Regions from separate parts of the Homo sapiens genome. Here region 1 is linked to region 2. A link is a loop called in an ENCODE intact Hi-C map of the cell type or tissue named here. Cell type or tissue: IMR-90. All regions are shown on one strand. Links, peaks and the distances in the headings refer to the core of each region. The heading gives the core; the rest is flanking DNA.

Evidence for each region. Peaks named below come from ENCODE experiments on the same cell type or tissue, not always from the same donor. Only the 100,000 strongest peaks of a DNase experiment are listed, where the experiment ranks them.
Region 1: it touches region 2 in a loop (7-fold over the local background); 1 of 110 quality-filtered maps calls a loop at or near these places.

Annotation. Positions count from the first base shown.
Region 1 is chr11:8,646,224-8,658,561 of GRCh38, forward strand. It overlaps TRIM66 (tripartite motif containing 66), which reads right to left. Exons shown (of 25, transcript NM_001388022.1): 7 at 5,577-5,680; 8 at 3,517-3,664; 9 at 2,193-2,325; 10 at 1,747-1,863; 11 at 224-338. Among named protein-coding and RNA genes, the nearest start is that of TRIM66, 30 kb to the right of the region's middle. In IMR-90, for the core only: no CTCF peak of the experiment used is centred there; DNase peaks (open chromatin) are centred at 3,338 and 6,108; H3K27ac peaks cover 367 bases.
Region 2 is chr11:8,711,902-8,724,239 of GRCh38, forward strand. It overlaps DENND2B (DENN domain containing 2B), which reads right to left. Exons shown (of 20, transcript NM_213618.2): 5 at 5,840-5,991; 6 at 3,702-3,917; 7 at 2,709-2,805; 8 at 2,097-2,141; 9 at 650-834. LOC107984308 (a long non-coding RNA gene) reads left to right here and starts at 6,283. Exons shown (of 2, transcript XR_001748118.2): 1 at 6,283-6,387; 2 at 7,180-7,631. In IMR-90, for the core only: no CTCF peak of the experiment used is centred there; DNase peaks (open chromatin) are centred at 6,100 and 7,570; H3K4me3 peaks cover 650 bases; H3K27ac peaks cover 6,827 bases.

The DNA of each region.
Region 1 (12,338 bases), core at 1,993-9,992, 67 kb before region 2:
CTGCCTAAGAGACATAGCATCAAAAATCAGTTTGAACTGATTTTCTAGCCCTTAATGAGCCACCCTCCCAAAATTAGGCTGACATTTTAAAATACAGGGAGCAGCACAGAGCTATGGAAGCTGCATATCTGAATTACAGCCTAGGCTTCCCTAGGTCCTGGGACTAGCTTGATATATGGATGGTTTCTGAACCCAACCATCTGATCCATCTGTCTATACATACCTCTAATTCCTCTATTAGCCCATTGGCCTGTTTGTTCAGCTCATTCATCAGAACCATCTTGGCCATTTTGATCTGGTTTTCCACCTTCCTATGCTGATGCTTCACTTCAAAAATCCTGTAAACACAATGGGACAAACCATGGTAAGCTTTCCTCATGGACTATATGAAGACGAAGAGACAGCAAACATAAGAACCAACTTGGAGGCTGCCTACTGAGATCAGGGCCTAGCAGACACCAAATACAAAAAAAAGAGAGCCTTCCTCCACCATCCCACCTTTTGTACAAAGCCCCACTTGATCAAAGTTCAGCTTGGTTTTCTCTAGGTAAACCTCAAGTCTACACCAAGGTCAACCCAGTAGCCCACCAGTTGACACAGCACTAGAGGTAGGACCAAAAGAGAAAGTATGGGAATAATTTACTGTAATTTGTTGTGTTTAAAAGGAGGATGCTCCAATAAATGTCGCCATGAGGTAAAAAGAGGCAGAATGCATACTGCCTCAGTAGTTTCTGAGGGCCGGGGGGTGTTGGGGGAATGGAGAGTGACTAATAATGTTTATATTATTGGCATAATAACATATTATATAATAAACATATTATATAATAAACAATAATAAACATATAATTATATAATAAACAATAAACATATAATATAATGTTTATTATAAACATATAATAATGTTTATATTAATGTGGCTTCTTTTTGGGGGGATGAAAATGTTTTAAACGTAGACAGTAATTATGTACAGTTGCACAATTCTGTGAATATACTAAAGGCCACTGAATTATACATTTAAAAAGAATAATTTTATGATACGTAGATTATATCTCAGTAAAGCTATTTTTAAAAATTTAAAAAGCATGGGCATTGAAGTCACCACAGACCTACCATCTAAACCCAGCACAGTCACTGGCTAGTTGTGTGATCTCAGATGAGTTACCAAACCTCTATGAACCTCAGTCTCCTCATCAGTAAAATGGAGAAAATCGCTAACTGAAAGAATGGCAAGAACTGAACAAAATAATGCATATATGATACCCAACCCAGTGCCTGACACATGAGGTGCTCTCAGCACCTACCACTTCCTCTTCCTATGTAAAATACCAATGATTTCATGTGACTTGTAGATTTACAGAGAACACACAGGGAAAGGGGTGATAAAGCACAGATTGCCCCTGGTTTGTTCCACCCTCATAATAAGCAGCACTCTCTTCCCTAGTGTCTGCTTGGTACCCTTGTTCTCAAGCACCGACTTCTGGCTAGTTCATAAGGCATATTCTTTGACCCAGACTCACTCTGATCATCCTGACCTAGCTTGGTCTCAGCCACCAAGGGATGACTTAATGACCCCTCCCTGGCCCTGAGACCTCAAAGGCCAAGACATATGCCTTCTAGGACATATGCCCACATCTGCTTAACCACAGTTCCTCTTCACAGGCACTACATCTGACGGCCTGGTGTTGGAACCCTGGGTGTGCGGGAACAGAGCATTTCCAGCACTGGCAAGGCACTAGCCTGTGCTACCTGTCCTCAATTTGCTTTGCAGATGTCTGTAGACTGGATTTCTTATGTGCCACCTGTGTAGTCACACCTTCCAGAAGCATCCTCTGGTTTTGCAAAACTTCTTCAACATGTCTGCACCTAGGGGATGAGGCAGAGAAAAAGCTGAGAAGGGCTGAGTCCTACTTTGAGCATGCCAACCAAGCGGGAATCTCCACAGGGAACTGTCTCAGCCAGACCCATGGAAGCTGTGATGACTTCTAGGGAAAGTCTAAGGCACCACAGGCTCTTGGCCCATTAGGCCTTTTCCAGGGAAGTCCTACAACAGGAGCAGAGAAAAACTTCAGCCCAGGGGCTGCAGGTTGGCTTGGGCAGGGAGAAGATTCTGATGCACGGGGATTCCCAGAGCTCTCACAAGTAAGAAATCCAGAGCCCTCCCCAGCCCATTTCAGGCAGTCTGTCAGCCCCACCTGTGTTCTTTGTGTTCCACCACTAGGCAGCTATGGCAAGTGAGCATATCACATGTCTCACAGAATAGCTTGAGTACTTCCTGTGTGTGTAGAGGACAATACAAGGTGAAGTCTCCGGGACCACCATTCACTCCTGCCAGAGAAGACAGAGAAAGTGAGCTTCTCTTGCTCAGGTAGACAAACCTCTCAGTTAAGCTTTGCTGCACAGCTCTCAGCCTTCAGAGGACACTGCAGAAATACAGAGCTCGGGGGAAGTGTTATAAACAGGAGATGACTCTCCAGGGGCACAAGGAGGATTTTGGGCTGAGCTTGGCTGGATTTGCCCAGTTGTCCAGAAATAGCACACCATCAAGCCCAAGCATCCCACTACCTGCCAGAGGCTGAGGAAGGCGCTTGCTACTACTCCACATAGATCTCCTGCAAAATAATGAATCCTTCACAATTAACCTTAACCTGTTCATTAATCAGGATTCTGTTTTTAATGGAGCTGAAACCAGCTATCCAGCCTTGCCAGGCTCCAGGCTAGATCACGTGGATCATGAACTCTGGTTCCTGTGGATTTGACAGTTGTAGAACCCCTCCCACAATTCAAGGGCCTTGAGAAAAGACTTTCAAGAAGATTGTCATTTAAAACAGATGGTGGCTGGGCGCAGTGGCTCACGCCTGTAATCGCAGCACTTTGGGAGGCCAAGGTGGGCGGATCACCTGAGGTCAGGGGTTCAAGACCAGCCTGGCCAACATGGCGAAACCCCATCTCTACTAAAACTACAAACATTAGCTGGGCGCGGTGGCGCATGCCTGTAATCCCAGCTACTTGGGAGGCTGAAGCAGGAGAATCGCTTGAACCCAGGAGGTGGAGGTTGTAGTGAGCCGAGATCATGCCACCGCACCCCAGCCTGGGTGACAGAGTGAGACTCCATCTCAAAAAAAAATAAAAATAAAAATAAAAATAAAACAGATGGTGCTGGGTAGACAAACAAACAAGCCCTAATCCAGACTAAGTTAATCAAGTAAATAAATTAGAAGGGTAACATGATTACTCTAGAGGGGAAAGGCAGGGAGCTCAGCCAGCTTCCACAATAATTCAACACTTTCCTCTCTATACCATTTCATCCACACTCATCCACCCCCACCATCAACAGGGAGGGACGAGAGTGAGTCACCCCTTTGACTCTGAAGGAGACTTCCTTTGGGAAAGGCTCTGAGACTGTCCCTACCTTCTCCCCCAGCAAGAAAACAAGATCGGAGAGCTATTCTCCAGGGATCTTAGGGTTCAGCCCTGCTTTAGGGCATGGGAGTGGGCAGGGAGAGGTGGGATTGGTACCTGGAGATCCCTTCTGGGCCCGAGGAAAGAATGGGCCCCCGGGGACAGGGCTGTGTCGGTGTTCCTCTGTGCAAGAGCTGCACAGCCAGCGATTGCAGTAGGTGCAGAGGATATGTGCTGCCCTCTTCTCCTTGCACTCAGAGCAGTTCTGGAAGCAGAGAGTTCTGGAGTTACTGATGTTATCCTCATTTGTGTCTGCCTCCACAAGTGGTAAATGCTCTAAAGACAGGGGTCCTGCAGGCCTATTCCTCCACCAGTTTGGAGTGTAACCTATTCTGCAGAGCTGTCTGGGAGTAACATGCCGGGGCTTGTGGAAGGAAGCATCCTTTGTAACCAAAAGAACAGTGGCTACTTCAGGTATGGTGGCTCACACCTGTAACCCCAGTACTTTGGGAGGCCAAGGCAGGAGGAGTGCTTGAGCCCAGGAGTTTCAGACTAGCCTGGGCAACATAGTGAGACCCCATCTCTACAAAAAATACAAAAATTAGCCGGGAGTGGTGGCACATGCCTGTAGTCCCAGCTACTAGGGAGACTGAGGTGGGAAGATCGCTTGAGCTCAGGAGGTCAAGGCTGCAGTGAGCCAAGATCGTACCACTACACTCCAGCCTGGGCAACAGAGGAAGACCCTGTCTCAAAAAAGGATGAGGAAGAAGGCAAAGGAGAAGGAAGAAGAAGGAGGAGGAGGAAGAGGAGGAGAGGAGGAGGGGAAGGAGCAGAAGGAAAAGGAGGAAGGGAAGGAGGAAGGGAAGGAGGGAGGGAGGGAGGGAGGAGGAGGAGGAGCAGCAGCAGCAGCTGTCTCAGGGGCTGTTCACACAAGTCCTGTGCTGAAGCTAAGGACACCCAGATGCGTAAGCCAAGGATCTGATCTCATGCTATCCACAGCACACAGGATGGTACACATTAACTGAGTAATGCTGTAATTAAAAGGATGCAACACATGCTAAGGAAGCAAAGGAAGCCTTCCTGGAACTCAGTCTAGGAGTGGCTAGGAAAGGTTTTACAAAAAGGAAACACTTGAGCTGGATACTGAATGACAAGTAGGTTCACCAGGCAGATAAGGGAGGAAAATGTTGTAACAGAGGGAAAGCACTGGCAAAAGCAGGAAATTCAATGTGCTTCAGAGAGGAGAAAGCCCACATATGGGAGTACACAGCAAGATGGTCAAATGCAACCAAGGAAGGGCAAGTATAGACCAGCGTTCAGAGTTGTGCTCCCACACCTGGGCTCTGCCTGATCTGAGGGTACCTAGGCCTCTCCTAGTCCAAATGTTCATTCATTTCGTAAGCAAATATCTTGCCCGGGCTATTATAAAACATCAAGAGAAGGGGAGATTTGGAAAAGTTGGCCTATCTGTGTCTGAATCACAGAGGCCACCAAACTGATGTGAATTCTGAAAGTTCTACTAATTAAACTATGAATTCCTTGAATGTAGAGTATATGGGTCGATCTCCCTAATATCCAGCACAGGGTCTGGCACATGTGAGACATTCAACACAAATCAGATACAGGAACAAGTAAGTAAATTAGTAAATTACTAATTTACTAATTTACCCTAGTGGAAAGAGGAACAGAAGGGCTGCCGGCCAATAAGTGATAAAAATTTCCTTAAGAAACTCAGGAAAAAGGTGATAGTTGTTAAATACAGGCAAGGTTAATAAACCCATTTAATCCAGGCTGGTACATGAATTTCAACTCAGGATGATTAAAAAAATAAAACAAAAGCCCAGTACTGGTATTTTTCAGCAAGAGCTGTAAGAGAGAGAAAAATAATTATATAGACAGTAAGCAACTCTTAATATATCTTAACTTACATTCACCTTCTGCTAAAGGGATTGACACAAAAAAAAGTCAATAATTTTCACTTAATAGAAAACCCCCTCATTGTTTCCCCCAACTCATGCATTTTTATTTTCTTCTAGATGGATGGATGGATGATTAGGAAAACTGATGGAGAAGTAACAAATCAGATGATAGAGTGATGGATGGATAGAAGACTTATGGACAGGGGCCTCACAGATTTCTGAAAAAGATCAGCTGCTTCTTTCCTTGTCCTGACTTACCCTGGCCATCTTGGGTTGCTCAGTAGGAACACAATGCAGAAAAAAATGTTCAGTTACATCCCTGGTAAGATATACTCGTTCACACCCAGGACAGGAGATGAGCTCTGTGCAAGAAAGAAAGATAGCAGAGTCAGGGCAACATGGCTGATTATAACTAAGGCCTGGACATAAGGCTTTCTAATACACAACACCAAGATACATGGCAATACCCATGTGTGCCAAAATGAACTACACTTGATGCCATAGCCTGCATTTAGTATGTGGGTACCCTGAACATGACCATCCCATTGGGGCCTTCCCTACAGACCATCTGGTCTCCTCACATTCTTGTCTTTACCTGGTCCTACCTTCCTCCCTGCCCCATAAACCATGCTACTACAGGCCCAACGCTGCTTTGGTTCTGACAATCAGGTGCCTTCTTGCTGCTCCCATTCCTCATTCCACATCCCTGAGAGCACAGCTCCCATCACTAGCCAAGATCCAGAGTCAGTTTAGTCTGGGCACAGTTCCAGGTCATTAAGGTTACCACATAGCAGGATGACTTGGAAGATCTCGAAGCTAAAGCCTCCAGAAGGCTTTAGTCAGAGAAAGGCAAGGCCTCCCTGCCCGCTCATCTAGGAGGTATTTTTCTCTTAGTACAGCATATACCAGTCAGTCTGCCTCTGAGGCTCAGAGGTCTTTTGGAGGGCTCTCTCCCCATAGACCAAGTTAGATGCATCATATATATGTATATTTTACCTATGAACAGCTTGACCTACAATCTCTCCCCAGAGAAATACATCAGTCTCTAACATATTCTTCAGCATAGTGGGCTTCTGGACTATAAAAGCAGCAGAAGACTCCCACCCTGGAGACCACAGTGATTCTGCCGGCCCACCGCAAGGGCAGTCAACCTACTAGGAACAAGAAAATGAGCCTCTGGAGTAGGGCAAGGTACCTGTGTCCAGGGATGAGGGTGATCTGGAAAGGGGTTGGCTATGGCAGTGAATGCAGCAGTACCGCTACAATCTCCTCTGTCTCATCTCTTCAAAATACGAAAGAATGATATGATGGCAGTTGCTCCAGACTTATAGTCAGACAAATGTAAGTCCAAAATACCAGGCCTACCAGCCAATGACCTTGGGCAAAACACTTAATCTCACTTAATTGCCCTGTACCCCAGTTTCTTCATATGTAAAATAGGGAAAATAAGAGTTGCTGTGCACATTAAATTAGATAAGACTTCAGAAATCACATGGTCCTCCATGAATGTCAACTTTGGAGTTCAAAAGATTCCTCATATCCTATTCACAGTAATGCAATAAACTCAATTACCAACTCTCTGGTGACGAAAGTTAGTTTGAGTGGTAGATTCAAAAAATGGCCACAAATTCTTCCCCTCCCTGCATCCATACCCTTGCAATCCTACCATCAAAAGGTAAGACTCTCCACGAGCTTCAGGTCAGTGATGAGTTTTTAATTTTTAAAAGAGGTAGGACCCTTTGCCCTTTGAATCTAAGCTCACCTTGTGACTTTCTTTGGCCAACAGAATGCAGCAAAAGTGACAAGTTTTCCAAGCCTAGACCTCAGTGGCCTTATATAATTCTGCTCTTGTTCTTAGAACTTTAAGAGTGCCATGTGAAAAATCTAACCTGGCATTGAGACTGCTGGAAGATGAGAGATCATGCAGAGAAAGTTCTCAGTTGTCTCAGGCATCCCACCTGAGGCCATCATAGACCAGCCAGCCCCAACTAACCCACTAGCTGAATACAGTGCAAGAGTGAACACAGTTATAATTAGCTAAGCCCAGGCCAAACCAGAAGAATTACCCAGAGAATCCCAGCCCAAACAGCCAAACTGTAGAATCATAAAATAAATAAAGTTTAGTTGTTTTAAGCACAAAGTTTAGAGGTGGCTTGTTATGCAGTAAAAGCTAACTGATACATCCCAGGAAAATAGAAATCCACAAAATCATGAAAAATAATAGTTTAATACTCCCTCACCCCACCAAAAAAAAAAAGAAAAGAAAAGAAAAGAAAAACTTTCTGAGTTTTTGCAGAGCCATGGGTGTTAATGACAGGACTGTATCTGGAATGTCCTGCATATTCTCCTGCCTGTCAAGAACAATGGCCAGAGGTGGAGAAGGATGCTCTCCACAGGTGACATCATCCAGGGGAATAAGGCTACTGTCCCTCTCTTCCACTTGGCTCACCCTGAGGTGACCTCCTCATCTACAGCAGGACAGAAATGCTGCTCTAATTGTTGAAAACGACTTCCACAAGACATCCCGGGTACCAGATGCCCAAACATCAGTCATTGTAACATGGCCTCACGAGCAGAATGAAAAAAGAGAAAGAACTGAATAGGTCAAACAAGGCCTCATCACACATCCTCTGCTCCCTTGGCCTTAAAGCCAAAGTCCTCAGCTTGGCATTCAATGCCCCTTGTAAATTGACCTTATCTCTCTCTAATCTCATCTTTAGCTTTGCCTAACATACAACCTGTGTTTTTGCCATGCCCAACATCTCTGCTATCTCTTGAATACACCAGACTTTTGCATGACTCTGTGTCTGTGAAAAATGCTGTTTCCTCTTCCTGAAATACTCTTTCTTGCCCCTCTCCTTTTCAGATAAACTCCTATTCATCCTTTCATACCTGTTCAAATGTTCCACCTTTGAGCAGCAAGATCAATTTCCCCCGGGATGAGTTAATTAGTCCCTCTTCTGGGTTCCCGCAGCACCCTGAACATCCTTCCAGTACAACGAATATCACATTGCATTTTAAATACCTGTTCATATGTCTGCACACAAAAATAAACCACAGTTGGTATTAAAGGATATTACCTGGTTTTTAGCAGATTGAACAATTATAGAGTAAGTCCTCACTTAACATCAGTGGTAGGTTCTTGGAAACGGCAACTTTAAGTATGATGACATATAATGAAACCAGTTTTCTTCATCAATGTTATAACAAAAGGATGTTTACTTAAGGAACTGCTGTACATTGTTTTGCTTAAAATCACAGTTTTTAAGAATCTAGTTGATGATGGTAAATGAGGACTGCATTTCTGTTTTGTTTTTGTTTGTTTTTGTTTTTTTTTGACGTGGAGTCTTGCTCTGTCACCCAGGGTGGACTGCAGCGGCACAATCTCGGCTCACTGCAACCTCCGCCTCCTGGGTTCAAGCAATTATCCCGCCTCAGCCTCCTGAGTAGCTGGGATTACAGGCACCTGCCACTACGCCTGGCTATTTTTGTATTTTTAGTAGAGACAGGGTTTCACCATGTTGGCCAGGCTGATCTCGAACTCCTGACCTCAAGTGATCCACCCACCTCAGCCTCCTAAAGTGCTGGGATTACAGGCATGAGCCACTGTGCCTGGCAGAGGACTGCATTTTTCGGGAGTTTGTGTGTTCCATGTGTACTCCTTGCACTCACAGCACTGAAAGTAGTAAGAAGCCACCTGGAAGTTTTCTGGAAAAAAAGCCAGTGCAGGTTTATAAGGAAAGCAGAGGTGTGGGGCTTGGGAAAAGCTTTTAATTAAAAAATATGAGTTCTAGGCCCAGGGCTGGCAGTATCTAACTATGTAACCTTGGGTAAGTCACCCCCTTTCACTCAACCTTACTTTCTACACCATTAAAATGAGGGAATAGGAATGCAGGGGAGTACAAATTATCCAACCCATTTACTCTGCCTACAGCAGCCAGACGTTTTTTTTTCCTGGAGGCCAGGCACGGTGGCTCATGCCTGTAATCCCAACATTTTGGAATGCCAAGGCAGGAGGATCACCTGAGGTCAGGAGTTCGAGACCAGCTTGGTCAACATAGAAAAACCCAGTATCTACTAAAAATACAAAAATTAGTCAGGCGTGGTGGTGGGCACCCTGTAATCCCAGCCTCGGGAGGCCAAGGCAGGAGAATTGCTTGAAGCTAGGAGGCGGAACTTGCAGTGAGCTGAGATTATGCCACTGCACTCCAGCCTGGCCAACAGAGTGAGACTCTGTCTCCAAAAAAAATTAAAATAAAAATAAAAAATTAAAAAAAAAATATTCTCTTGGGCAAGATAGGAAGGAACAGACAGCCAAATGGCACCCTGGCTATCAGCCTTGTCAGAAAGTCAGGGAACAAGCTCGTAGTTGAAAGGAATCCTGGATTTAAGAGATTAGCCCTCTAAGAGGGGCTGTGCAGCAAAGAGCAGAGGTGGAGAACCATCACAGTGGTGCAGGCACTGTCCCAGGGAGGCTGCGGGCCCCAGAGTGGATCCAAAGGACATGCACTCCCTTTGTGTCACAACACCTTTGTCCAGAAATTCTTCTCTTCCCTCACAAAGTCCCTAACCCCATCAAGCTGTGTCAACCTTGACTTTTTATTATTTTTAAAGAGATTCTCCATCTTTTAATGAGGATATCAAAACAAAGTTTTACTTTAGACAAGGCATATATCAACTCTTAGAGCTATGTATAATCAAACATCTACTTAACAATATTTAATATTAGTTTAGTTATAAATACATATTTAAATCACACTGCACATAAAATATTATTTAGATATCATGCTTTTTTCTATTTTATTCAGTTAATTATTATTCAAATGACAGCCCTACTCTTGTGTTTCACATATAAGAACACTGATTCTGAGAAATATAGAGACAGGGCCCCAAGTCCACATGATTATCCTCAGGAGATGTGGGGCTTCTGCCTCCAGAATGAGGAAGTCACAGACACCAGAGGTGTTCCTGAGAACTTAGGAGCCTAGCAGAGCAGCTCTGAAAACGGAGGACATTTAGTCCATCTGTCACAAGTGCAAACACTTCTGGTCCTTGAGAGGTGTGGGATAAATTTTCATGTGTACACCACCACTCTCTGAACCAGGCACTTTACATGTGTAAAAAATTCCCCAGGCGAATACAATGTACAACCAAGTTTGAGACCCAGCACCTTAGAGAGAGCATCCCCTTCCCCTGTGGCTGAGCCTGATAGCTGTCTCCTGTATCATGCAGCTGAGAAAGGCAGGCTCACCCCGCTTTAAAAAGAGACTCTAAGAAGTTAGGAAAGACTCTGAATTCAGCTGTGATGTAGCTCCCCTCTGGCAGAGAAAAGGGCAGATTCCCAACAGACAGGTAGTGACCTGATATCCCTGTACCCGGGGATTGGCACTGAGCTGGGAGCCAGACTCCCACAGCTCAACTGCAGGACCCATGAGCAGGCCTAGAGTGCAGCCTGAGGTTTGGCACTACCAAGACCGCTGCTGGGACCTAGAACATGTGCTGAGCCTAAGACTTAGTGAGGCAGCAAGGAAGTGGGGCCCACACATGTCTGTTTCAGACATGAACAGCAGGGCCAAGGCAACACGGACACCAGAGAGGTAGGGGAGGAGAGAAATCCCAAAGAGGTCTCAGAAAGCTGGTATCGGGTCAGCTTAGGCCACCAAGTGAGGACACACTCGTTGCATAAGCCTGAGGCCAATGCTAAGCAATCCTCTGAGGGTTAGGAAGACTTCATTCCACAGCTCTTGTCCAGGGCTCCAGGCAACTTGAAGCTGGGGTCCGAGCTCTGATCCCAACAGAGCAATAGCATCCACTGGAGGAGCCTGATGCTCCTCCGCTAGTTCCAACCCGTAGACCCAAAGCTGGACAGAGCTTCACTGTTCATCCAGCCAATTCCCCACCACACAGATGATGACATGGAGGCCCTGGGACAGGGAGGAGCTTAGCTAAAATCACATGGCCCTTGTATAACATAGGTGATACCGTGAACTACTAAGCAGTCCCTGATTACCTCTGTAGCCACAGGTAAGATGCTCTACCTCCCTATGCCTCTGTCAGACACTAAGCAACGAGAAAAAACACTCTAGTTGTATCCTCTGGCAGGCTGGACATCCTCACCAACAGTCCTGCCCTCCCACCCCCGGGCAGCCCCAGTCTACTGAGCACCAGGAGCACCAGCTAAGGCCCCCACCACACAGCCCCTGAAGGCTTCCTCCAACCCACCACTCAGAGCAGCACCACCTTCAAGAAACATGTTGCACCCAATCCCCAAATACCCAGACCCTGCTAGAAAGACAAATTTTTGTCCAAGTCACCCCTAAAGTGACTGCTGCTTCTGCCCCAGCTGCCAGCAGGCTTATCTGTGGCCCTGCTGCCGTGATTAGGGCAACACTGGGAGAGAAGTCAGAGAAGCGACAGGTGAGACCACCACAGGTCCCAGAGGATGGCGCTTACCAAGCGCCCAGGAACACCCACCCTGCATGCTGCAGCCAGGCGGGCTGCAAGGCCTAAGCCTCGGGGAATGGATACTGGATAGGGTAAGGGGAGCAGCCTGGATCCTCTCCTCCTTTCTCTGATGCATCCTCAGCCAGGGCTGCATTTCTCTAGCTCACCTGAGATACTCCTGCAAGAAAGAGCTTGGTTGACTCCTCCTGTTTCTGTTTATCTCGAAGGCTCTGCAGCAATTTTCCCAAACTGAACAGCAAGAGGGAGACCTCAAAGAGGCGACTCTCTTCCTAGCTGCATCTCCTTCCTAATCCTCTGGGTGCCTTGGAATAGAAGCTCAGAAGGAAGAAAACGACATTTTCAACTTTCAGGAACTAGCTCTGTCGCCCTCTGCACAGCTCGGGAGACAGCACTCTCAGCCTTTTAGGACTCCATCCAAAAATCCTTCAGCCCTCCATGTTCCCCAAAATGACAGTGCTCATGTGTGGCTGGAACCTGCCCCGATCCGGCAGCTCATTTAAATAGAGCTCATCACAACAACAGTGTTGGTGGTGAAGTGAGTAGCTGCAGGACCCT
Region 2 (12,338 bases), core at 3,004-11,003:
ACCAGAGCAAGCTGGGCAGGGGAGGGGCTCCATGCAGGTGTCTGGACAGACCTCCTGAAAGAGGTCCTACTTGAGCAGAGCCTGAGAAATGAGAAGGAGCCAGCAGCCACGTGAAGAGCTGGAGAAAGCACATTCCTGGCAGAGGCAATGGCAGAGAGAGAGGGGTTGAGTGTGAGAGGAAGAAGAGGGAGGCCAGGCTGGCTGGCGACAAGCAGGGAAGGCGGAGTGAGAGACAGGCTGGTGGGAGAAGTGCGGAGTGACAGCTAGTGGGTGCAGAGTTTCTCTTTGGGGTGATAAAAATGTTCTAAAATTGACTGTGGTGATGATTGCACAATTCTGTGAATACACCCAAACACTGAACTGTATACATTAAGTGGGTGAACTGTATGGTATTCAATTGTTCTGGATTTTATTATAAGCACATTGAGAGGTTCTTTCTTAGTCCTCATCCTTTGAACAAGCACTGGCCCAAACCCACCCCCGCTGCAGCCCTGTCTTCCCTCCTGGCTGAGAGGAGGCAGGTTCAGGGCTGTGGCAGCTCGGTGAGGACGTATGACGAACAAGATCTCTCTCCTTCCCCAGATAGGCCTGGCGGATAGAGGATGGAAGAGGGGGAATATGGGCAAGGTGGGGAGAGAGAAGGCCTCACCTTGGGAAACTGGTAGGAGACTTCGGGGAGGTAGGTGTTTCGCGATGGCTTCTTCTTGAGGGACACCACCACAAAGTACTCAAAAAGCTCCCGCTCCTGCCACTCCAGCAGCTCCAGCTCCAGCGTGCGATAGCTGGGGGCGCGCTTCAGCATCGACTGGATGTGGACCAGGCGCTGTGTGTGGGCTGGAGGCAGGTTGCACATCAGGGAATGGACCCTCACAGGCCTCATGTTAACTCCTCTACCCCTGGCTCAGGGCTCCATTGCTGTGGAGCACTTTTAAGTACGTGAGCCTAGTCTGATACCATCCCCAGCTCACAGTGCAGGAGGACCGGCAGGCACAAGGTGCTGACCCCTGCACAAAGACTCTGCCCTGACACAGGAAGCTGCGGGCCTGGTCCTCCTGGAGCCTCTGGAGACTGAGCTGGGGCAGGAGGACTGCCGAGGCCAGGCAAACCCAGGGATGTATCTTGGCACCCACTCTGTCCCTGTACCAAAAGGACTAGAATACACGAACATCCACGAAGGCTTCATCCTTGGGCCCCTAGCAGGACATGCTCCTACATCCAAAGTCCACTTGCCCATTTGCCTGGGGATGAGAGGATAATCATCCAGGAAGGCCTAGGCAGGGTTTCCCAGTAGAGAAAGCACAAAGATTTATCCAAGGACCCTGGAATGTGAAGGTTCCAGAACCTTTTCAAGCTCCTCTCTGGGGACAGGGGAGATGGGGGACTGCAGGGCCTCCAGAGAAACAGTTTCCTCAGTCTACGGCACATTTCTTGCCAGAAGAGGTCCTTGTAATCTTCTGTACCCCTCTCTGACCCTCCAGATCTACAATTTTTTTTTTGAGACAGAGTCTTGCTCTGTCGCCCAGGCTAGAGTGCAGTGGCATGATCTCAGCTCACTACAACCTCCGCCTCCCGGGTTCAAGTGATTCTCCTGCCTCAGCCTCCCAAGTAGCTGGTATTACACGCGCCCGCCACCGTGCCTGGCTAATTTTTGTATTATTTTAGTAGAGATGGGGTTTCACCATCTTAGCCAGGCTGGTCTCGAACTCCTGACCTCGTGATCTGCCCGCCTTGGCCTCCCAAAGTGCTGGGATTACAGGCATGAGCCACCGCGCCCGGCTGAGATCTACAACATTTACCAGGCAAATCTAGCACCCAACTCCCATGGACAATGGCTTGGGACAGTTTGGGCAGGTCACCACCCTTACATTTGGCAAAGGGAGACATCTGGATTTAACCTTGCAGGGCTGAGCTCACATGTCTATAAGGACAGACTTCCCTGTGGCTCCCTGCTCTATTGTTCTGGTATCTGGCCTGTCTGTCACCTCTCCACATCAGGCCGGTTAGGGACACTGGAACCACACATGCATCGGAAGGGAAGGCTGATTCCCTGCAGCCCTGCTGGGAGAGCTTCCGTACTCATGGGAGCTGTGCCTCACCTTTGAACCTGTCATCAGAGTCGCTCTCGCTCTCACTGTTTTCATCTGGAAAAGGAACAGCAGAGTACATACTTGCTGGACCTCACAGCCAATGTTTTTTGCTCCCCCACCACCCCAGCTTTTCTCACAGGGGATGGATCTCTACCTTCTCTGGGCTACTCTGGGCCCATGGTCAGGCATCTGCAGGCAGGGAGCTGAGTGGCCTGGGGCCAGGCTCCTTCAGAGCTCACACTGCGAATCCTATATTCAAACCCATGAGGGAAGCTGAGGGCCTGAGTTGGAGGCTGAGCCAGAAGAGGGGCCTACAGGCCTGGAAAAGATGGACCCTGCCTCCAGGAGGTCAAGATTTGAAATGGGAAACAGACCGCAATGCTCAGTGAGTCTGGCCTTTCCTTTTGCAGAAGCCGATTCCCACACCCACCTCCCTGCTCAGGGCCTCACAGCCCAAAGTCTGAAGGAACCCATCCCAGACCTTTCTTCCCTGTCTGCTCCTCCCTCCTACGTGGCCATTTCCTGGCAGGGCTCTACCCTCCACAGGTAAATTGATGCCTCTCCCGTTCCTAATGCCCAAGGGCCCCAAACAGCTGAACCAGCTCTGGCACCAAAGCCTACCTCTCAGTGATGCTGTTTCAATGCTGGACATAGACAACTTTTTTAATCTCTTCTTTCCTCTCTTGGCATTGTAGATGGAGTTAATTCTTTGGACAAGCTGGGTGAGAAAAGCAGGATGGGTGAGGTAACCTTAACACCAGCTGCCCTACTTCCAAGAAGGCTGAGTAGGAGCCCATCCCTGCCCTTAATGGTACAAGCTTTCTGCATTGCACCCGCTGGGTCCAGGACTGGTCTAACTGCAGAACCGACCTCAAGTGGTGACTCACCAGCCATGCATGGTAGCTCTCCATATACCTAGTCCCCCAGGAGTGGTCTCCTGCCCCAAGACAAGGACACTAAACTTAGCTCCCCAGAGGAAGGAACTGTGATCAAACTAGACAGGATGGTAGCTCCTGGGTCCCAAGAGTCATTGAACCAACTGAGACAAAGAGCCTCTGAGATGCAATAACAGGAACAAGGATTCTAGCCTTTCCCCTCTGGGCCATAACCTGGGGCCCCGACAGGAAGAAGCTAAATTCCCAATATACCCAAGCATTGTTTGCAGGTTAAAAATACCATCTGGCTAAATCCTGCTGCGTTGGGCTGGGGATTTGGGCCTGGCTGCCTATGTGTGAAAATCATTGCTGAAAATTCTTCAATGCTGAGAGTTATAGGAAGAACCCTTGTTTGAGTCCTAGGTCCTTGAAAGCCTGGAAATGCTTATGTGTGCGGATACCCCAAAATTCATACACCACACTTACTAATGGGGAACCTCGGCTAGACTTTCCTTCCTCTAACATCTGAGCACCAAGGTCAGTTAATGCATCTTTATTGATAAGAAAGGGGAATTAATCAGATGAAAAAGAGGCCAGTGCACGGACCCAGAATTTATTCAAAGGGAATCGAGGAAGCAGTCCAGATTAGGGAAGGAAGGAAGCCAGGAAAGAGAGAGAAAGGCTGGCTGCCTGCCCGCCCACCTGCCCGGCTCCAGTGGGCTGCCTCTGGGGAGGGTACCTTGGGAATGCGGCGGGCCCGGCGGCTGGACAGCAGCTCGCTGGTGGTGCTGAGGCTGTCTTCATTGAGGCTGGAGGGTGAGGACGGCAGACTCAGCTGAGCCAGCAGCAGCATGTCGTCATGGCTGTGCCTCTTGGGTAATCGTGGCAGCCGGTGGCTCTTCCTTTCTGACCAGTTCCCACTGCGCAGGGACTGGCTGTTGGGTTTCAGGGAAAGCTGGCGTGGGGGAGAGGACGTGCGAGAGGGGCTTGCCACAGAGGCCTTGGCCAGTGTCTGTCTGCTGGGATGGGGACACAGAGGCCAAGGGCCGGCATCCCTGGATCCCCGCCATCTTGCCCTGGAACTTCCATCCCTCTCTTAAGACTTTAGCTGCTAATCAGCCAGGTCAGGGATAGATTAGATACTTGCCTTCCCTAAAGGAAGCTTCACTACTGCCAGCAAAAAACGAAAGCAGAGGCTAAAAACACCTGTGCTCTCATCTGAGTGGAAAAAGAAGACTAAGTGGGAATTTTGCGGGGGTCCTCCTGAGCTATGGGACAAGAATTACTGGGCCTGGGTGATGGAACCAGTCTTCCGGACCTCTGCTCCCGAGCCAATCCTAAAAGGTTTCTGACAGCAGAGGCCATAACCTACTGGCCAGCCTGCTGGGCTGGGAGATCCTGCAGCCTGGCCCTCCTAACTGCTCCCATGGAGAACACAGGGGCTCTGGGCTCTGACCACCAAAGCTGGGCCAGGCAGGCCTCACACTGAATTGGATCCCATACCCACAAGGCCCTGGCTGCCCTCTCCCCAGCCCTGATCTACTCTCTGCCTCTCTCCATATGCGCTGACCTCTCATCCCAGGGCACCATCCTTGTCGCGGACCCTGTCAGGAGGCAAGTATCCCACAGACACCCAACCACTGTCTGGTTCTGGAATTGCCTCTCCTCACTCCTCAGCAAATCCTCCTTCCTCCACAGCCCCCAATTTCCTGTTCTCACCCAATCAATCTGGCAATGCAAACTCAGGGGAAGCCTGTTTGAAAAGAGTCCTAATTAGAGGGTAAATCTTTTTTTTTTTTTTTGAGACGGAGTCTCGCTGTGTCGCCCAGGTAGGAGTGCAGTGGAGCGATCTTGGCTTACTGCAACCTCCGTCTTCCGAGTTCAAGCAATTATCCTGCCTCAGCCTCCCAAGCAGCTGGGACTACAGGCGTGCGCCATCATGCCCAGCTAATGTTTGTATTTTTAGTAGAGATGAGGTTTCACTGGCCAGGCTGGTCTTGAACTCCTGACCTCAGATGATCTGCCCACCTTGGCCTCCCAAAGTGCTAGGATTACATGCGTGAGCCACCACTCCCAGCTATGGGGTAAATCTTTTATAAAAACAAACACCTTATTCCAAAGGCAGAAGAAATCATTTTTATATTATCATTTTATATTATCTGGCCAATGCTATATAATATCCAGGTCCTTCCATTTGCAAAGAGAATTAGAGTTACCTGGGGAGGTCAGAGAAGCCTCTCCACCTGCCTCCTGACATCCTGGACAAGGACAGAAGGAGCTGAAGTCCAAGAGCTTCCTTTGGCTTTTCACCTTTCCTGTCATTCTGCCTTCTCCCCATCCATTCCTTAAAGATTCATGCTTACTCTCTCCCACAGGACTGGCTCCAGGTGTCACAGACACCTGTCTGGCTCTCCAAATGTGGTTTGGGGACCTACACCTAGCCCCCTAATGCCAGTACTGAGATGACTTCTGGCAGAGTTGCAGAATGCCAAGACTCCCACTAGGGCCCTGTCTTCCTGTTTCCCACAGGGTGATAAATAATCAGAGAGGAGACTGCAAGGGCTCCTGGCTGAGTTTTGCAGCTCAGAGCTTGTGTAGGAAGGGAAAGAAGATAGGACAGGATGCCCCTCAGAGCAGGTGCCAATTGTCCACAGAGGTTTCAACATGGTGGACATCCTTGAGTGCACAGTCCTTTGCTGAGGAGACCTCCTTTATCAGACGAGATCGGGCACGTTCAGGGTGGTATGGCCGTAGACCCTTTATCAAGTACTAGTGAGGGTAAAAGCCTGAGTGGAAGCTGGGCCCAAGTCTTGGAAGAGCAGGCCCCCACTGTGGCCCTCACGCTAACCCTACAGGCCGATGTCAGGGCTGAGTTACCTGTGTGGGCGGGCTGTTGTACTTCCTGTCCTGAGGACTCCACATCCTGTGCAAAGAGTCCAAGGAGTTCTCAGACAGTTGCTGGGATTTTCGTCCTGCTCTTCGGCTCTTTAAGTCCACATCCTCATATGGATTCTCCTTGGGCAGATCTCCTGCAGAGGAGGAAGAGTTAGAGAAGGGGGAGAAGGGAAGAAGGAAACACACGAACTCACACACACACAAATAAACAAGCAGAATTCCTGTGAACCAAAGAGAATGGCTTCTGCCTGGCCCCTCAGCTCATGAGTCATGCAGCTGCCCGTCTGCAGTGGGGAGGCTACAAACAGATCCTGGCTCCAAGTCCAGAAGCAGACCCACCCCCCCACCCCCCCCAACCCCCCACCCCCAGCCCAGCTCAGCCTGGCCTCTGCTTTATAAATTCAGGGATTGCACAAGACTGGCTCAGCCACCCCTGCCTGTGCCCAGCCAGAGGACAAAGCCAGCAACAAGAGTCTTTCCTTGGCTCCCTTCCCTCTGCTGCAAACACCCCAGAGATAACACAGTTCAAGGTAGGAAGGGTTTTCAGGTCACATGGCTGTCCCTTCACCCAACTCTCAGGGGATCTCCCTGGGGACCTACTTTGGAGGGTGGGCATGGAGGAACTCACAGAACCGTAGGGAGCAGGGCTTCGCCAGGCCCCCTTCTCACCTACGATGCCGTTCAACAAGTCTTTTAGGGCAGGGTTTTGTGTTGTTCACTGAGGCAACCTCGGAACGGAACAGTGATTAGCAAGGAGGAAGTGTTCAGTAATGATCTGTTCGATGACTCTCCTACTGTAGTGTCTATTCCCTCTACCGCTGATCTCAGCAAAAAGAGAACCATCAACACTCCCCTTTTGGAACAAACTCTCCTGCTGTGACACAGGGGAGGTGTGAAAGGCTTGGAAGGAGTCTGGGCCAAAGGGTGGGGGTGAGGGGAGTTCTTGCTTCTCAGGACTAGTTCTAAAATCTCTGGCAGCGGGCATTGTATTGGCATTACCAGAAAATCTCAGAAAAGTCCAAAACAGAATCCCTGCCCTTGAAGATGTTGAGTGGCACTCCTTTCCACAAGCTGTATCTCCTGCCCCCACCCCTCCAACACACACATTTTCTAAAATAGAGTAACACCATGGGCCGGGTCAGTCCTAGCTCAATCCTGGTGGCAGAATCCGTGGGGTGAACAGGTCCCTGGGGAACTCAGAACACAGCCCTCTCTGCACCCCTTTCCCTATTTTCCTGCTGCAGAGCAGGACTCACTCCAGCACCTCTGCTCAGCAGCAGGATTGAGCCTGGGTGCCACTGAGTCCCACACTTGTTCTACAGATGTCTGAATGTGCCTTACGCCCCAGAGGAACTCAGACCCCACTCCTCAGGAAGCAGGCAGAAGAAGGAGCTGGAGGACGAGGAACAAAGGCTGCTGAGAGTGAAGCTTTCCTAGAGAGGACACGGGAGAAGAGCCAATCCCTATATGCTTGCAGATTCCTCCATTTCCAAAGTGGAGCTCCCTCCACATTGTGGCATCTACTTATGCAGAACCACAACGAATTTAGGAAATGCTCTAACAGAGTTAGGGTGTGGGTGTGAAGGAGGGATTTCAGTGACAGCTAAATAGACTGCAGTGGGAGCAATATAAATCTCTGTAAACTTATGAGTCAAAGATGGGTCACTGGGATTTGGGACTGGATTAAGTGATTCCCAACTCCAAGCAGAGTCCCCAGCAATGGAACAGACCTTTTCCTGTAACACAGTCATGCTATTAAAATGACTTGTCTCCATTCCAGAGCCCTGACTAAGCGGAGCTGGCCCAGCAGCCCTGTCGCAAGAAGCCAAATAGCAAACCCGGCACCCCCTGCATGTTTTCTCCAGCCTACCCCACTGTGGGGCACTTAGGGAGGTGTTGGGGATGGATTCTCTACTTCTTGATCCTTCCCCAACATATGCCCTGCAGGAGTGAGGAGGTGGGGGAACTAAGAAGGGAGAATGCCAGGACACAGTCTTCTGATCCCCTAAAACAGGACCAGAGCATCACTGTCCACATCACGGCAGGGAGAACATTTATGCCAAGCTCAACAAATCGAAACTGCCTTGGACTGCATGATCAGCCAGGGCCTTTATTGTCATCCCCAACCTATAGGAAGCCTTGTCCCAATCCCAGGGGTTTCTCCAAGCCACTGACATTTGGGGTTGAATAATTCTTGTTGTGGTAGACTGTCCTGTCCATTTTTAGGATGTTTAGTGGCAACCTTGGCTTCTATCCACCAGGAGACATTAGCATCTCCTTAGCTATAACAGCCAAAAATGTCTCCAGACACTGCCAGATGCTCTCTGGGACGGACAGAGGGAAGGAGGGAGAGAGAGGGAGGGAGGCAGGAATGGAGGGAGGGAAGAGTGAAGTTGTCCCCCAACTGAGAACCACTGCTTTAGATAGAGCTTTCTAAACTTCCAATGGCTTCTGAGTGTGACATGAGTCCCAAGACTAGCCCTCTTTTTTTTCCATCCTTCCCTCCTTCACCTCACTCCCTCCTTCCTTCCTTCTTTTCCCTACAGTAAGAGCTTTGAATATTGATACAAAATCCAAAGCTCCAAGAAAAAGACATAGGATACTGAGGCCCAGGGAAGTAATAGATGTACAAGCCTGGTGCACATCACTGACAACCCAGGGGAAAACAGCCAGCAACATCAGGTTCTCAAGATAGGTCCTGTCTCTGGAAACTCAATTTCAGGAAGGCCTGCTCCTCCCCAGCCCCTTGTGCCAGCCTCTCTTCTCCAGCAATGTTTAACATCCTGTCTAATGTAACAAAGCCACTAATCAGTTCTCCAGCAAATAGACGGCTGGCTGCAGCCCACACGCTGCCTCCCCAGCCTCAGCTTGGTCCCTTCACTGCCCTAACTCATCTCTCAGCTTCCTGGACCATTCCTGACTGCCCCGGAGGAGCTGTCTCAAATAGATTCTCCCAGTCATCTCTCCAGGTGGACAGGGGACCAGGGGATGGAGATGTACAGAGACAAGTGGACCCTGAGTCCTGGACCACTAAACTGAACCAGCTGAGAGCAAATAAGTATCAAAGGAATGGCTCAGAGTTGGAGGAGACGGTAGGCTGGGAAATGGTGTGCAGAACATCCTAGGGAGGACAGAGCTAAAGGAGCTAAGGCTGAATGGGAGATTCAGCAGGGGCATGAATGGGAGACAGGGAGCCTGGCAGACTGCAAATTTCTACCTGCATTCCTGCCCACACAGCTTTCTTGGGACAGTCCACATGACCCTTGGAGAGGGACGAAGAGGTGGACCCTCTTCCCTGAAGGCCTGGCCCTCAGCAAGCCCAGCTGGAGAAGCCAGAGGTCTCAACCTTTCCCAGCTTGGATGATGAAATAAGGGACAAAAGGCATCACCGAGAATTTCTGCTTTGCACTCTTCTAAAAGGGGATTATCAGAGCCCAAAGGTGTCACACAAATCCTCTTAAAGGAAGAATCCAGCCCCTCTGGGCCCTGCTCCCACTCCTCCCCACAACCTCCCACTCCTCCCTACAACCTCCCACTCCTCTCCACAACCTTTCACTCCTCCCCATAACTCCTTTGGTCTTAACCACACATACAGCACTCCCCCAGCCCCAACCTAACTGGAAAAACCAGTTAGGAAAGGGGTGTGTGTATACGCACAGGCACTGAGAATTTCTCCAAACACAGTCCTAAGCTTCCTGGACCACACCCATTACTAGGGTCCTGGGTCTGCAGCTTCCCTCCCCAACAACCTCCGTCCGGTTCCAACCAGCTGTTTCTCCTGGTTCTCAGCCTTTTTCCCTCTCTCACACAGGACAGAAAGGGCCAGGATAAGAGCCCAACTCCCTGGCAACAGATCAGACTGGGGCCTCTAAGGGGCTGGCTGTTGCCCACCCTCCAAGCCTTGACACCATTTCTCGACAGCCCCGGCACCTTCCCTGGGCTGCACCTCTTGGCTGTTTTGTTTCCCACTGCAACCTCCATCCCAGTGGGTGCCCTCTGCTCCTTACTGTTTCCCAGCCTGGGGGCAAATAAGGGAAGCAACCAGAGAGAGTGGAGGCTCAAAAGACTTTGCAGTCCAGGCTGACTGGCCCGGTCCCCGGCTTGCATCCCACTGAAGTTCCTGGAAACGCTCCCTCAGCCCAGGCTAGCTGATGGGAGTGGGAATCTGCAGGAATGCAGCTCAGGCGCCGAGGCCACTCCACATAATTCCTTAACAAGCTGCTTCCTTGGGTGCATTTTTAAGTGTCAGGCTCAGAATGCAAACATAAGGCCTGGTAGAATAGCAGCATCTTCCAGGGGCAGATGTGAGATGGGACAGGCGGGAAATAGCAGCCCTGGAAGCAGCAAGGCAGTAACTTTCTTTCCGAACTCCTTTTCTGCAAGTTAGCAAGGTAAACCTCAGTATGTTTGGGAGTACCCCACCCCAGCTCCTCAGGCATCATGCCTAGTGTAGGCAGGAGGCCAGCAAACCCTCCACAACCCCCATTCGAGTCCACTGTTCACAGACAGACATGTTTGTCTTGGGGCCAACTGGCCCTCCACCTATGACAGACAGGACTCCAGTCCAATCACCAGGACCCAAGATGGAGATGAGCACTAGGCTCTCTGCCTCCCAACAGCTCCATTCCTGCATGCCTGCAGGAGCCTGATCCAGCGGGGTCAGAGTCATCCTTCACCCCACAGAGCACAGGCTGGGCCAAGACCAGAGAGACGGCTCCCAGGAAGTCCGAGCCACTGATCAGTCCTAAGCAAGACGGGAAACTGCCATTCTGAGTTCAGCAATAAGACACCCCCTGAAGCCTTGTGGGGAGCTCCAAACTCTCGGGCCTGTCCCCAGGGAAGGAAAAGGAAACCCACCAGAATCTAACAGAAAGAGAGTATTTTCCTCTGTATTTCCCTCTGGCCTCCCTAGTCAGGTCCCAGAAATTCAGATTGGGCTGCTATGGGGACATAAAAAGGGAAAACACGCACAGGGCACTGTCCTAACTGCAGACTCCGGAAACCACCCCCACCACCCCACGAGGCCAAAGCAAAACCTAAACATCCGATGCAGTATATTCCCAAACTGGTGCCTGGGTCGCTCCCCTCCCTTTCTCCTGCATCCTCCCCCTCTCTTCTTTCCCTGTTCTCTAAGTGCTCCAAAGATCCAGAAGCCAGGTGAGCAGCTACCTCTACCTTCTGCCCACACAGCGCTGACCCCTAGCTGTACTCAGCCACCCAAGAGGCAGCCAAGGTGCTCCCATATTTTTTTTAACTCCTCATGCAACACCCAGAGTGGAAGAGAGTCCTCCCTAATGAGTGGGGAGGCAGCTCTGTTGCCCCACCCCCTCCCTACCTCCTGTTGCAGGGTACATTCTAGTTTGGCAGAAACTGCAATGTGTCAGTTTGCTGCCCAGGACCCTGGGAGCACCCAGTGTGGCTGCTGCCGTGGGCAGAGAGGGCTGTGTTTTTCTGATGTCCCTTGACTATGCTGGGTGCTGGCAATCCTGTGGTCCTCCCATTCTCTATTATCTGACAAGGATTTCCTGTGGGGATACGTTCTTGGATCATCTGAACTGAAATAATTTGAGAAAGGGACGGCTTCAACCATTTCTCTCTGTCCAGAGTTCCACCATCCAGGGCTCTGTTCAGGATTTTTTGGGGCAATGTTTGGGGGGCAGAATTTTGGAAGAACTGTTCTGGGCAACACAGCTGTTCCCCAGGCCTTCTTAGGTCAGGTTTGAGAGAAGGGAAAGAGGAGGGCAAGTGTGTCTAGGCCTCTGCCTACTCACTCATTCGGGAGGACTTTCTTCCACTCTGGGATGTTAGTCTTGCATAAGGAGGTGAGAAATACAGGAACAGCACTGGCTGCCTCTTGGGTGGCTGAGTAGAACTGGGGTATGGGCTGCAGTTGGGGCATCTTCCTTAACTGCCCACCTGGCTTCTGGATCTTTTGTTCTGATGCCCCTAGCTCTTGACCTCTGCTCTGGGTGGCCTATAGGTACAAAGCTGTCTTTTCCCCAGTGGTAAGGGAAAGGGCCTCCCTCCCCAAACTCTTTTGCGGTTCTAGGGACCTCATTCCCACAGTCTTCCTGCTGTGACCCAGTTTTGCATGGCTACATACTATACGCTCTGTTCCTGGGAAAGCAGTGTCCCTGCACATCCCAGCATGGCTGCTGTCTCCCCAGAAACAATGGCCCAGCAAGTGGTAAGGAAACGGCTGTGAAACCAATGGCTCAGATCAAATGAGGGAACAGATGGCCCTCTCTTCATAAGATTCCAGGCTTCTGGCTCACGCCTATAATCCCAGAACTTTGGGAGACCGAGGCAGGCGGATCATGAAGCCAGGAGATCGAGACCATCCTGGCTAACACGGTGAAACCCTGTCTCTACTAAAAATACAAAAAAATTAGCCAGGTGTGGTGGCGGGCACCTGTAGTCCCAGCTGCTGGGAAGGCTGAGGCAGAAGAATGGCATGAACCCGGGATGCGGAGCTTGCAGT